Linked DNA regions of Homo sapiens: all the other regions are linked to region 2. A link is a contact called in ENCODE Hi-C data. All regions are on one chromosome and are shown on one strand. Each heading gives the region's core, a stretch centred on a gene start or an enhancer-like site at or near the end of the contact. The rest is flanking DNA. Distances are from core to core; before and after follow the strand shown. Region 1 holds the start of BCAT1-AS1 (BCAT1 antisense RNA 1). Region 2 holds the start of ETNK1 (ethanolamine kinase 1). Region 3 has its middle 21 kb from the start of BCAT1-AS1.

Region 1 (3,680 bases), core at 751-3,250, 2.2 Mb after region 2:
AAGAAACAATCACTCTTGTAACACATTGATACTACAAACTACATTATGCACAGGTAGCCAAAGAAATCTATCACAATTCAAATGCAACAGTCTGTCCCAGTAGCATACAGTTGGTATCCTCTATTTTCCATTGTATCCTCTATTTTCCATTCAGGATAGCACAATTGTCCAGTCGCTCTCTTCTCTTCCATACTGCAACAAAAGCAAGAAAACGTGTTTCAGTACAGAAGCTAACAGGGCAGAAATAGCTTACAAACAAACTTAATACCGCCAAGGTTACACAAAAGGTTCGCTTCTGCTTTGAACAACATTTTCACATTAAACATGTTCACATTAAAAACTGGATTAGAGAGAAAGAGAGGAAAAGAGGGACACCATATAAAACATAAGATAAAAGCATACATAGGGAGTTTTTTAAAAACCAAATACCTGAAAAGAATTACAAATTTTACAATTATTGCTGAACTCAAATTCATAGCTGGTATAGGTCCTTTATCTATTTAGGTACATGCCTTTTCATTATCATTTCTCATTGAGTTAACTTGCTTAATGACTGTGACTTTTACTGTGAAAAAGTGATCCTCAAAGTGTATTCTCAGACCACTAGCATCAGCATCACCAGACAACAAGTTAAAAATGCAAATTCCCAGACCTCATCTCAGACTGAATCAGAATCTGGGGATGGGTTCCAGCAACCTGTGATTCAGCAAGCATCAAATGATTCCGACATGCACTAAAGAGTGTTTTATGCTCATAAACAAAAATATGAAGTTGACAAGTCCCATGGATTTTAACAGAGACTCTGTTCTCTAAATCAAAGTTGTTCATGCTGTGTTAGCATTTTTCTTATTTCTTCAAAAGTTATGTAACTGTATCATAGTCAGAATTTCATTCTTTGCATCAGCAAATACTTTGGTTTAAAAGCAAGCCTGAATTTTAATATTCAAAATGAAATTAAATGAAATAGAGATATTCCATACATCACAAATAGAAAGCTAGTTCTATATTCATTCATTCAATCAGTCAGTCATTCAACAAAAATGCCTGTGTTTATAATAAGTTCTCACTCTGTGAGCAATTAATGTAGGCCAATGTCATCATGCCAGGAGTTTTACAGGCTTATTACCTCATTTAATACCCACAGTAACTGTACATAGAAGGTACCATTATCAATCCATTTTATGAATGAGAAAACTGAATATTAGGGAGATTGAATAACTTGCTCAAGTTTGCAGTTAACAGATGGAAGAGCCCAGACCCTAACCAAGCTCTCTCTCACAGCAAATTCCATGTTCTTGACCACCACCAAGACTGCTCGCCATGTGTTCACCGAGCCTTGTGTATTGAGACTGACTTGGAACAGATCTTTCCAAGCCAGTGTATCAGGCCACTAAATCTGTCACTATGGGTTTGCCTAAATCACTCAGACTATGTCTATTTTCACACGAAATGGCTCTTCTAGTCCTAATTTAACTTTAGTTTAAATTAATATAAAACATCAGAATTTCTGAACTAGAAACAATGTTAATAACCATCTAAAAGGTAGGAGATGACTCAAATAAGTGGGGCTCTGGATTTTACTTCTTTACTTCAGAACAATCCTACTTTTATCCATTTTGTATATTGGGATTCCAGGAGTGATCTCTTTTGAAGAAAGTTCTGCTGCATAAAAATCAAGTGTAAGGAGCAATGAATTTTAATCCAAGCTTCTCATCTTACATATAAGGACACTAAGGCTCTAGGTCACCCTTAATTTTGACAAGCCCAGTTCTCTGCCTCTGTCTGATGTTCTTTCTCCTATATCACAATGTACATGTGCTGTGTTTGTCTTAAAGACCTCAGAGAGCAGAATCTATCCAAGTGGTAAAAATACTGGCAGCCAAGAATGGGTCTACCTACCACCTGGTAGTTTACATGCAAAGGGGAATAAAGGAAGCCAAATGACTGTAAGTTTCTTGCATAATCCACACCAGAAAGCATTGCCTACAGACTGTAACTGCCCGCTATTGACTCTGTTGCTTCATGATGAATGCTGGATGAAACATCTTCAAATTCTACCTGATTTATGTATGATGTCAACATGACTTAAGGTAAGGGCAAAATATGTGTTTTATTTTCCTTACTTGGATTCCCATTAATATATTAAACACTTTCACCATTAATAACAGTTCATTGGCATTTTAGCAGATCTACAGAACTGTGATTCATGACTACTGTCACTTCATCTTGAATTTCATCAGTTAAAGTAAATTTGCTTTCAATTAGTTGTTTTAGTTTTATAAATGATCAAAAATCAATTTTGATTACAATGACAGTCGTAGGCCACATATCACTCTGCGAACCTGCATAATATGCACTAAGCTTTACTCTTCTCATTCTGTAATTTATGCTTTTATGTAAAATCATAGCATTCTGAGAAGTGCCCAAGAAATGTGATATTACAGGTAATTCATAATGTCTAGAAGTAGGCATTTAGTAATCAGATTTTCCATTTGGCTGATGGATAATGCAATTTAATTTTTCAAGGGAAAATAATTCTAAGTAGAGATGGCAGATTTAAGCAGAAATAGAAATTATATTATTTCCTTAAGAGTAAGTAAGTATACATAGAGGGAGGGAAAAGAGAAAACATGTCTTCATGGACTAGGATGTCATTATACTCTTGTCATTATACTCTTGTCATTGTCATTACAAAACAACAGTGCAGGCTCACACCTTCAATGTTTGGTAGGGCGGCTGTAAGTCACACTTACTTAGTTTTGTTCACTGGAATCAGAGATGGTGTCAAAGCAACGTGGCAAGTCAGGTCGAGCCTGCGGGATGGTATTTTGAGCCCATGTGGAAGACTTAATGAAATGTGCAGAATTTTAATCTTTTGCAAATTCCAGCGAGAACACTAAACTAAAACACGACTAATGACAAGTTCATTACCTCACATTCGAGGTACATAAGGCAGATAATTTCATACGGCTTTGCTAAATGCCTTTAAATTCCTGGCAAAACAAAAGCACAACCTGCATGTCATGCAGTCACTCTACGCAACGCCAATAAAACTATAGTCAGTGCTGCCTACCAGGTAGCAATCTGTCATTCTTGCTCTAAACCCTATTGAAAGGCTGTGCAAAGCTTTGTAATCCTGTAACACGTGGAGGAGGATGTGCTGGAAACAGAAGGGGCTGGGAAGCTGGTCCAGGGACTGAGTCACACGAGGGCAGTCTGGAAACAAAGTTTGTATGCACACGGAGGACAGCTTAAGACATTGGTAGGGAAGGGGGTGGAGCCTTTAACTTCTTATGTAACTAAGTCATGGAGCTGCTCCATTGAAAACAAGAAAAATACAATAACCACTAATAGTCATTTGTCCTTGAAAACTGTAGCCACTAGTGAGAACATAGATTTTTTTAATTCTATCTGGTGACCTGCAATCAATACAGATCCTGCTCCTATCTCATTCAAGCTGCCCCTTTCCTATGCTTCAGATGTCCATCTCTGGATCTTTGCAGTCGCTGCTTCCCACTTTATGGAGCTTCAACAGCAGCAATGCTGATTATTCACACATGCTCCCCCTGATACTTAAAAGCCAGGCTCTAGCTTTTATGTGATTATTTGTTGACAGCAGTGTCAACATGTATCTCATTTTGAAAAAAATCTAAATCAAGATCTCTTAAGAAATAATTTGA
Region 2 (3,832 bases), core at 445-2,944:
TTCGGTTACTTTTGTTCTCAGGTACCTAATAGTTTTTTTTTCTTTTCTTCTACTTGTTAATGGACTCTTATTTACCATTACAAACTAGTGCAGTTTGCAACATAATTTTCAATTAAATTGTTTTACAGTTACATAGTTTTAAAATTCTTAAAATGTCAACTGCTTAATAAAAAATACAATTTATACAAAAATACAAGAGATACTATCTGAAATGTGAAAGTAGTAGTATATTTATGATTTCTCCCCAAAGTGGAAGGAACACACACTCTAATGTTTCTTGTAGAAAATTATGCCTAAATCTGGCAGGGCGCGGTGGCTCACGCCTGTAATCCCAGCACTTTGCGAGGCCGAGGTGGGTGGATCACCTGAGGTCAGGAGTTCGAGACCAGCCTGGCCAACATGGTGAAACCCATCTCTACTAAAGATACAAAAATTTGCTGGGCGTGGTGGCACGCGCCGGTAATCCCAGCTACTCGAGAGGCTGAAGCAGGAGAATCCCTTAAACCCGGGAGGCGGAGGTTGCAGTGGGCCAAGATCGCGCCATTGCACTCCAGCCTGGGCGACAGAGTGAGGCTCCGTCTCAAAAACAAAACAAAAAAAAACAGAAACAAAAAACAAACAAAAAAACCACTAAATTTGAAAAATGTTAAATCAACTTCTTTGCTGTATTATAAAGCTCCATTTCCACCCCTCTTTTTAGTTTAGGAAGTTTACCGTTATCGGTGAAGTAATTATTTTGTTAATTACAAAGGTAAGTAGGTTCTTTCTGAACAATCAGGATGTAAACTTAATGCTAGTGAAGTAATTAAACATTTTGAATGTTAATTAAACTCAGTCCAGTTAAGGGTTTTATTTACTACTAACAAACGTATTCACCGTGTGCTAAGTGCTGCAGGGAATCCCAGCCCGTTTTCCTCCATCTAAAAGGAAAATTAGGAGGTCCCAATACTTTACTTGTAGATTTTCCAGTTTCTACCATTCCCTGTAAGGCACTGAGACGCAAGATTTCAAGGCCCACTCGGGGTACCCTGGCATGGACATCGAGTCGTTCTAGCGCTGAGCTTCAAAACTATTCCTTTCCTTCCCTTTCTTCTTCATACCAGACTCTAATCTGTTCTCCCTAGCTTCGAATTATTCACTGTATGGTCGAACATCTTACTCCACAAATAACCTCTGAAGTGTTGCAGTTGTCTTACCCAAATACCTGAACTCAGCTTGTCCCGAGTACTGCGATCCCGCGTACTGCTAATGGGAATATAGTTAACCCAACTAGTATGAGGTCCCCAGTACACAGCAGCTCCAAGATCAAGGCGACCGAGTAACACTGCTTGCCTAGACTCAGGCCAAGTTCGGAGAGTGATCCTGGGGTTATTTTAGAACGTGTCCCTTGCTTCCCAGAAAAATTCAGTCGTTAACTCAAGTCCAGATGCCCAATGACCATTCGGATAAGGTGAGCTAAAGCTTCAATGCCTTGAGGGGCTTGGCAGGGCTCGGGCTCATCCCGGAGAAGCAGCCCCGCTTTCCAGACTAGCAGTTCCCAGGGATGGGTGTGTGCTAATCGCAGGCCAACAAGCCCAGCGCGGTACAGAGGTCCCATTGTGACCGGAGGCGAGAAACCCCGCCTCGGCACCCTGACGCAGCGCAGGACCCGCCCCGCGCGTGACGCCAGCGTCAGGCCAGCCCCGGCATGCTCTGCGGCCGCCCGCGGTCCAGCTCCGACAACAGGAATTTTCTCCGAGAGCGGGCCGGGCTCAGTTCAGCTGCTGTCCAGACCCGGATCGGCAACAGTGCCGCCTCCAGACGTTCTCCTGCCGCTCGCCCGCCCGTCCCAGCGCCCCCAGCCCTCCCGCGAGGGCGCCCCGGGACGGAAGGATCCACCAGTCTGTCGGCGCCCGCCGTTCTCGTGGTCGCCGTCGCCGTCGTCGTGGTGGTAGTCTCCGCCGTCGCCTGGGCCATGGCCAATTACATCCACGTCCCTCCCGGCTCCCCGGAGGTGCCCAAGCTGAACGTCACCGTTCAGGATCAGGAGGAGCATCGCTGCCGGGAGGGGGCCCTGAGCCTCCTGCAACACCTGCGGCCTCACTGGGACCCCCAGGAGGTGACCCTGCAGGTAACGCCCACACCTCAGCTCTGGGTCTCTTATGCCCCTCACGCGGCTCTGGGGGTCCTCACCACAATCGCCTCTGTCCCACGATGACCGAGGAGGACCTAGGGCAACATCTCCTTAAGTCTATTGGGAAGTGACCCTGTATTTCCCCTCACACCTAGGAGGGTCACTCCCCCTTCCCGTCGCAGTTGCTCTTTGAGATTGACCTGAGGCACATTTTCTCTTTCTAGAAGCCGCTGCGTAAGTGACGGACCCATCCACGGGGGGAGATTCCTGCTGATAGTTGCCCCTCCTCCCACTCCCCAGTCCACGGTCACTGCAAAATGAACCTTTCCACTCCCCTTGCACGGGGTCCTCGTCTACCTCCTCCCCTCCCACCAGTAATGCAGTCATTAATCCTCTCTGATCTTTCCTTCCTCTCCCCTCCCCCTGCGATGTGCTTTCATTGATGCCTCACACTGCGTTTTGTCTTCCCAAACCCTAGCGTACTCAATTCCCAAAGTAATGACCACGACCATGCATCGCTAGGTCGGTTCTTAGGCAGCACCACACACATTGTTTTGTTTGAGTCGATATTTCTGAATTATTAAAGTCGTCTTACTGAAATTAATACCTGATACTAGAAGGAGCAGTGGCTTGTGACTGTTTCCTTTTCATGAGACACCGTGTTGATAGAGAAAAAATTGGGAGGAAAAAAATCCCTGAGACTCTAGGAGTTTTCTAATAAGTTGGAAGTTATGATTTCCACTACGTGATTTTTTTTGAATACTAATCTGTTTTTAGCTTTAGTTTCAGGAACTAGATACAAAAATAGATCTCTTTTTCTCCTTTTCCCTTGCAAACAAAAAAAAACAGTAATTTTCAAGATTGGGATATTTGGGATTTGTTCTAAATCTGAGCAATAATGTAAGAACATTCATTTGAATTAGCCAAATCATCTGCCTCGTTTTGATGACTAATTTATTCACCAATATTTGTTGATTTATTTGCTAAATTCTTCGCTAAACTAGCCAGCCACCCACACAAAGATGAATAAAACATGAGCAGTGCCTAGGGCCCAGAACAGTTCCTGACACTTGGGTTTTCATGTGTTAGTTTCAGTTCTTATTACCTAGAAGAGTTTTTAAGCAGATTATTTTAAAGGACCCGTATGTTTTGGAGAAGAAACTTGTTAGACAACAAATTTTGAAATTTAAGGGAGTATTTGTTAGCCGAGAATATAGGAAATAGTGAATCCAAAGTGATTTTTATGTCATTTAAAAAATATATTTCCTTTAAAGGAAATGTGTCTTCCAAATTGAAATTCAGTACTTGTTTAGTTTATCAATTTGTTTGTATTTTATTATATAAGACTCTAAAATTTATTAAGATGATTTGTTTTCTGGCAGTCACTTATACATAAAACATTATTAATTAAAAAGTGCTACTTCCTGGTAAACTCTAGTGTTGGCAGATCAGTTACTTTTAAGCAGTGACTTTAAAGTTTAAAGCTTTGAAGACTGGAATTTCCTTTGATGTATTTGTCTGTAGAATAGTAATAATAGCTACTGTGGGGTTAGTTAAATTATTTTTTTTTTATCTTAGTCGCCCGAACAACCATATTAGGTAGGCACTATCATTTTAGGTGAAACTCAGTGAAGTAAGCCAGGATGTAGGTAAAAAAGGGCAAAATGTAGTGACATTAAACTGTTTTTGCTTGTTGGAAAGTAACTACGTGTGTTTAAA
Region 3 (4,056 bases), core at 212-2,711, 2.2 Mb after region 2:
AAAAAAACTCAGGCACTTAGAGGGTGCCCTGGGGATGTGTGTGGCTTTTTCTCCTTCCATATCTTCCCCTGCAGTGACCTCAGCAGCGGGGCAGAACCAGGACAGACAGAGGAAAGTGTGTGTAATTCTCATCCATTCTGGGCCCTGTGGAATTGGAACTTATGCTTACTGCATTGTCACTTGAACATTAAATCTTAAATGTCGAAATATTCTGCAAAGCAGAGAAAGAATTTCAACATGGTATCCCAAAATCTCTTTTCCATACTTTTCTTGGAAGCTCTGTCAAAATAAAAAAATTGCTACTGCTTAAAAAAAAATTATTTTCATGTTCCCATGGAAATTCACAAAGAGAATATTGTATTTGCTTTCTACCACAAGCAGAAATAATTGTTTCTGATGGAAATCATATTAGACATGAATATCATGAAAAATATTATCTAAACTTTTATTTTGGGTAAAATATTCATCCTGTGCCTAAGAGTATCGTACACCCAGAGCAATCAGGAAAATTGCCAACAACTACCCGCTGTGGGACTTGCTACTTTGACAAACATGCTCTACTTCCAGGCAAATTGTAGCACCGCCATCCTCATATAAAACCAGGGAGACAAATTAATCTTAGTAACTATTTGGAGAAAGATATCTGAATATGTCTCGCCCTGCTCTGCCCTAAATCGCAATCCAATATTAACTCATAATCTTTTTCATTGGCTTTAGTAATGGTACCCTTTGAAGACAATCTATGAATATGCATATGGCCTTTAGGCACTTTATTTGCCATTTCATCCAATTAACAGATAATTAAAAATGCTGCCTATGAGTACCTTTTCTCCCTTCCTTTCATCACCAAAGATAACACAGTGCTTTAAGGATGAAGTGCTAGATGCAGGCCACATCAATGGCAGGTCTCAGGAGTATCAAAAACAAACGCAGCCAACCTTCCATTTCACGGAGTCTCAATCACTTTGTAACTTGACCCTCTAGGTTTGGGTTTTAATAATCTGCTATTCTCCTTTAACTAGTTAATGAGTTGTTATTGGGCTAGTCATGTTCCCAAAGTTTCAATGTGTTACTAGAGTCATTTGCATGTGGATTGTCATGGGTGGATTACTTTTTAGCACAAAGAGTAAATCCTACTTATGACTAAATTGGCAGAGAGATCCATTTATAGATACTGGGACCAGTCTTTTCCCTACTCAGTAAGGGGAAGAAATGGACAATATCTAGCCCAAAGAATCAGAGCCTGATTTGATAGAATAGTCAAATAAATACATTTTAAGGGATTTTTTTTCAATACCAATCAAGATAGGCCATTTTAACATTTGTAATATGAACAACCCTCAAACTTCAATGATTCCAGCCAGGTTTTTTTTCTTATTTATGCAACATGTCTAACATAGATCAGCAGGGATCTCTGCCTAATTTAGTCACTCACAGACCCAAGATGACAGATGTTTCATGAAACTTGTGATTCTGTGACCACTGAAGTAGGGAAAAGGAAGTTTGCAGTTGAGCACCAGCAATCAAATGCTTCCACTTAGAAGTGGCACATGTCACCCCTGCTTATATTTTATTGGTCAGAGCAAGTCACTGGCCAAGCCTATCTTCAAGGGGCCAGGAAATCACAAACTTAACAAGGGCCCAGAAGGAGGAGAATGAGAATATTTGTAAATGACTCAATAATTGCCTGCTTCCTGTGATAGTAGTTTAATAATATAATGTCATTTAGTGAAGTTTGATAATTTAGCATTGAGTGTTTCATAGGGCCTGGAAGATCTATAATAAAGTCTCATGTCATGTTGAAGGTAGATATGTAGCGTTGTGGTTCTCTACTTGTCACATTCACTGCAACTCGAGGAAAGTATTTTTTTAAGAAACATACTTTGTTGTCTCTTATTAAAACTTTTTATTCTTTTAGAAAGCAAGAAAGTCTTTGTCTCTCTCCCTCTGAAGAGTCGGTGTATTTCCACATCTAAATTAATTATAATCCATTGACTTTGCAGAGAACCAAGTTATAAACTTTGAATTAGCCCCAAGTGTTAACATATTTTTTTACTTTTTCACCTTGATTTCTCCTTTATAATTAATTTTAAAATTAATTACATTAATTTTATGCATTATATTTGTCCTTTTTATAAGTGACCTCAAGCCCTTTAGTGAAAGAGGTGGAGAGTGATAAAGAATTAGAACTGAAAAAAAAAAAACCCTCACTTTATTAAAGACAATAATTTTCCTGGTTGTGAGGTGCTATAGTAATGCAAGATAGTACCACTGGGGGAAACTGAGGGAAGGATACATAGAATCCTTATGAATTATTTCTTACAATGCGTGTGAATCTAATTATCTCAAGGTAAAAAGGTATATGTGTGTTTTTTAATCTACAATAACCCTCCAAAGAGAGTTGACTACTACTACAGGAGCTAGAAGTCTCTTCTAAAGACTTGAAAAATTCCAAGATTCTCTTTCAAACCAATTACCTCATGAAGAAAATTTCAATTTACCAGGCAATAGAAATCATTGGGGAAAAAACGCTTGGAACCATAGTCAGTAGACATTTTTTATGGATAAGCAAAAAAAAAAAAAAAAGGCAAAGGATTAATACCTAAAGAAAGCTAGGTTGGCATGGTGGTGGCTTATGCCTGTAATGTCAGCATTTTGGGAAACCAAGGCTGGTGGATCACTTGAGCTCAGGAGTTCAAGACCAGCCTGGGCAACATGGCCAAACCCCATCTCTAAATAAATATAAATTTTTTTAAAAAAGAAAGCTAGCTTGCTTCCCTTTTTCTTTCTTTTTTTCCTTCCTTTTTTTTTTTTGAAAAACATATTCACTAAACATCTCCTATTGCTAAAGACTATGGTAGGCAATTGATAAATAAAACAGAAAGGGTGTCTGTCTGCATAGTGCTTATATTTTAATGGAGGAGAGGGTAAACAAGCAAATCAATAAAACAATTGCAATTGTACTATGTGCCATGATGAAAACTAAGAGAGTGCTAAGATGAGAATGATGTAGGTGAGGAGCCACTCTAGCCAAGGTGGCCAAGAAGCAAGAAGAGCTCTTTGAGGAAATGGAGTAGGAGAAATGACTAGTGTCCTAAAAATCAGGTTGGGATCATTCCAAGCAGAAGGAATAGAATATGCAAATGGATTTGGAGGAGGTGGATCTGAGTATATTTGAGAAGCTGGAAGTTGGCCAGTATGGCTGGTAAGTGGTTAGCAAGGAAAGGCAAGAGAGGACATTGGAAACATTGTGGGCAGAAGTGCAGCACAGCAACTCCACATTTTGTTACAGGTGAATGGCAGCTCAGGTTGACATGATGACTAATATTTGTTCTAAATTGAACAAATTCATTATCAAACTAATGGAAATTAGAGTAGTTCTCTCTGCCTTATATGTCATTATTGTTCCAATATCCTGCCAAATTCAGTTTCTAGTGAAAAAGCTGATGAACAAGATTAAGCAGATACAAAATTGGAAACAAAAGTCCGAATTAAAGCCTGTTGTTAGAGCCCTACAAATGTAAATAAAGCATCAGCAACAGGGGAAATGCACTTGGTTGAGATACATGGGATGGAATGTAAGTATATTATGATTCTCACAGCCAGCTATTACCACTGGGAAGGACTCTCTGCTCCCCACGTCTTCTCCATCTGCCAAAAATTCTACTAAAGTTATATAAAACCTATTTATTTTCTTATTAGAGATGAGGCTTGAGTACAATAGTCCTTGCAGGGGTAACACTATGACTTAAATTTACATTAAAGATTAAATAACTATCCTGGAGAGAGGTTATCTGCCAAGAGTAGAGGGGGGATTGCAATAGATGAGAGGATACCCAGAGGATTAAACTTTAATGGTAACATTATTAAACTTGTTAGGTGGGTCTGCCTGGATGATGAAGGTATTGATCTTTACAGTGTTTTAGATTTTGTATATATTTCCTAATAGTTTCTTTTTAAGAAGTAGATTACTCACTTCTTAACTTTGCTAATAACTCTTTCCTAAGAGTAATTGTTAAGCAAGCCACCTCTTAGAACTGGGAATCATGAGGGAAG

Evidence for each region. A loop is a pair of places that touch in the nucleus more often than their neighbours do. Pooled maps may share reads with other maps.
Region 1: a pooled map shows a loop between it and region 2 (2.7-fold over the local background). The contact joins the promoter of BCAT1-AS1 here to the promoter of ETNK1 in region 2. A Hi-C loop is called at or near these places in 5 of 50 pooled maps.
Region 3: a loop to region 2 is called in a pooled map, with 4 times the contacts of the local background. The contact joins the enhancer-like site here to the promoter of ETNK1 in region 2. A Hi-C loop is called at or near these places in 2 of 50 pooled maps.

The regions. Positions count from the first base shown.
Region 1 is chr12:24,817,858-24,821,537 of GRCh38, forward strand. It overlaps BCAT1-AS1 (BCAT1 antisense RNA 1), which reads left to right and starts at 2,001. Exons shown (of 4, transcript XR_007063245.1): 1 at 2,001-2,090. BCAT1 (branched chain amino acid transaminase 1) reads right to left here. Exons shown (of 11, transcript NM_005504.7): 11 at 1-192. The coding sequence ends at 151.
Region 2 is chr12:22,623,477-22,627,308 of GRCh38, forward strand. ETNK1 (ethanolamine kinase 1) reads left to right here and starts at 1,695. Exons shown (of 8, transcript NM_018638.5): 1 at 1,695-2,110. The coding sequence starts at 1,955. ETNK1-DT (ETNK1 divergent transcript) reads right to left here and starts at 1,570. Exons shown (of 4, transcript NR_135030.1): 1 at 1,197-1,570. RefSeq lists enhancers at 1,340-1,409, 1,940-2,109, 2,129-2,818.
Region 3 is chr12:24,797,035-24,801,090 of GRCh38, forward strand. No RefSeq gene overlaps it. Among named protein-coding and RNA genes, the nearest start is that of BCAT1-AS1, 21 kb to the right of the region's middle. Within about 2 kb of position 1,462, at least 3 of the 41 ENCODE cell types and tissues checked have a DNase peak (open chromatin) inside an H3K27ac peak, as active enhancers do.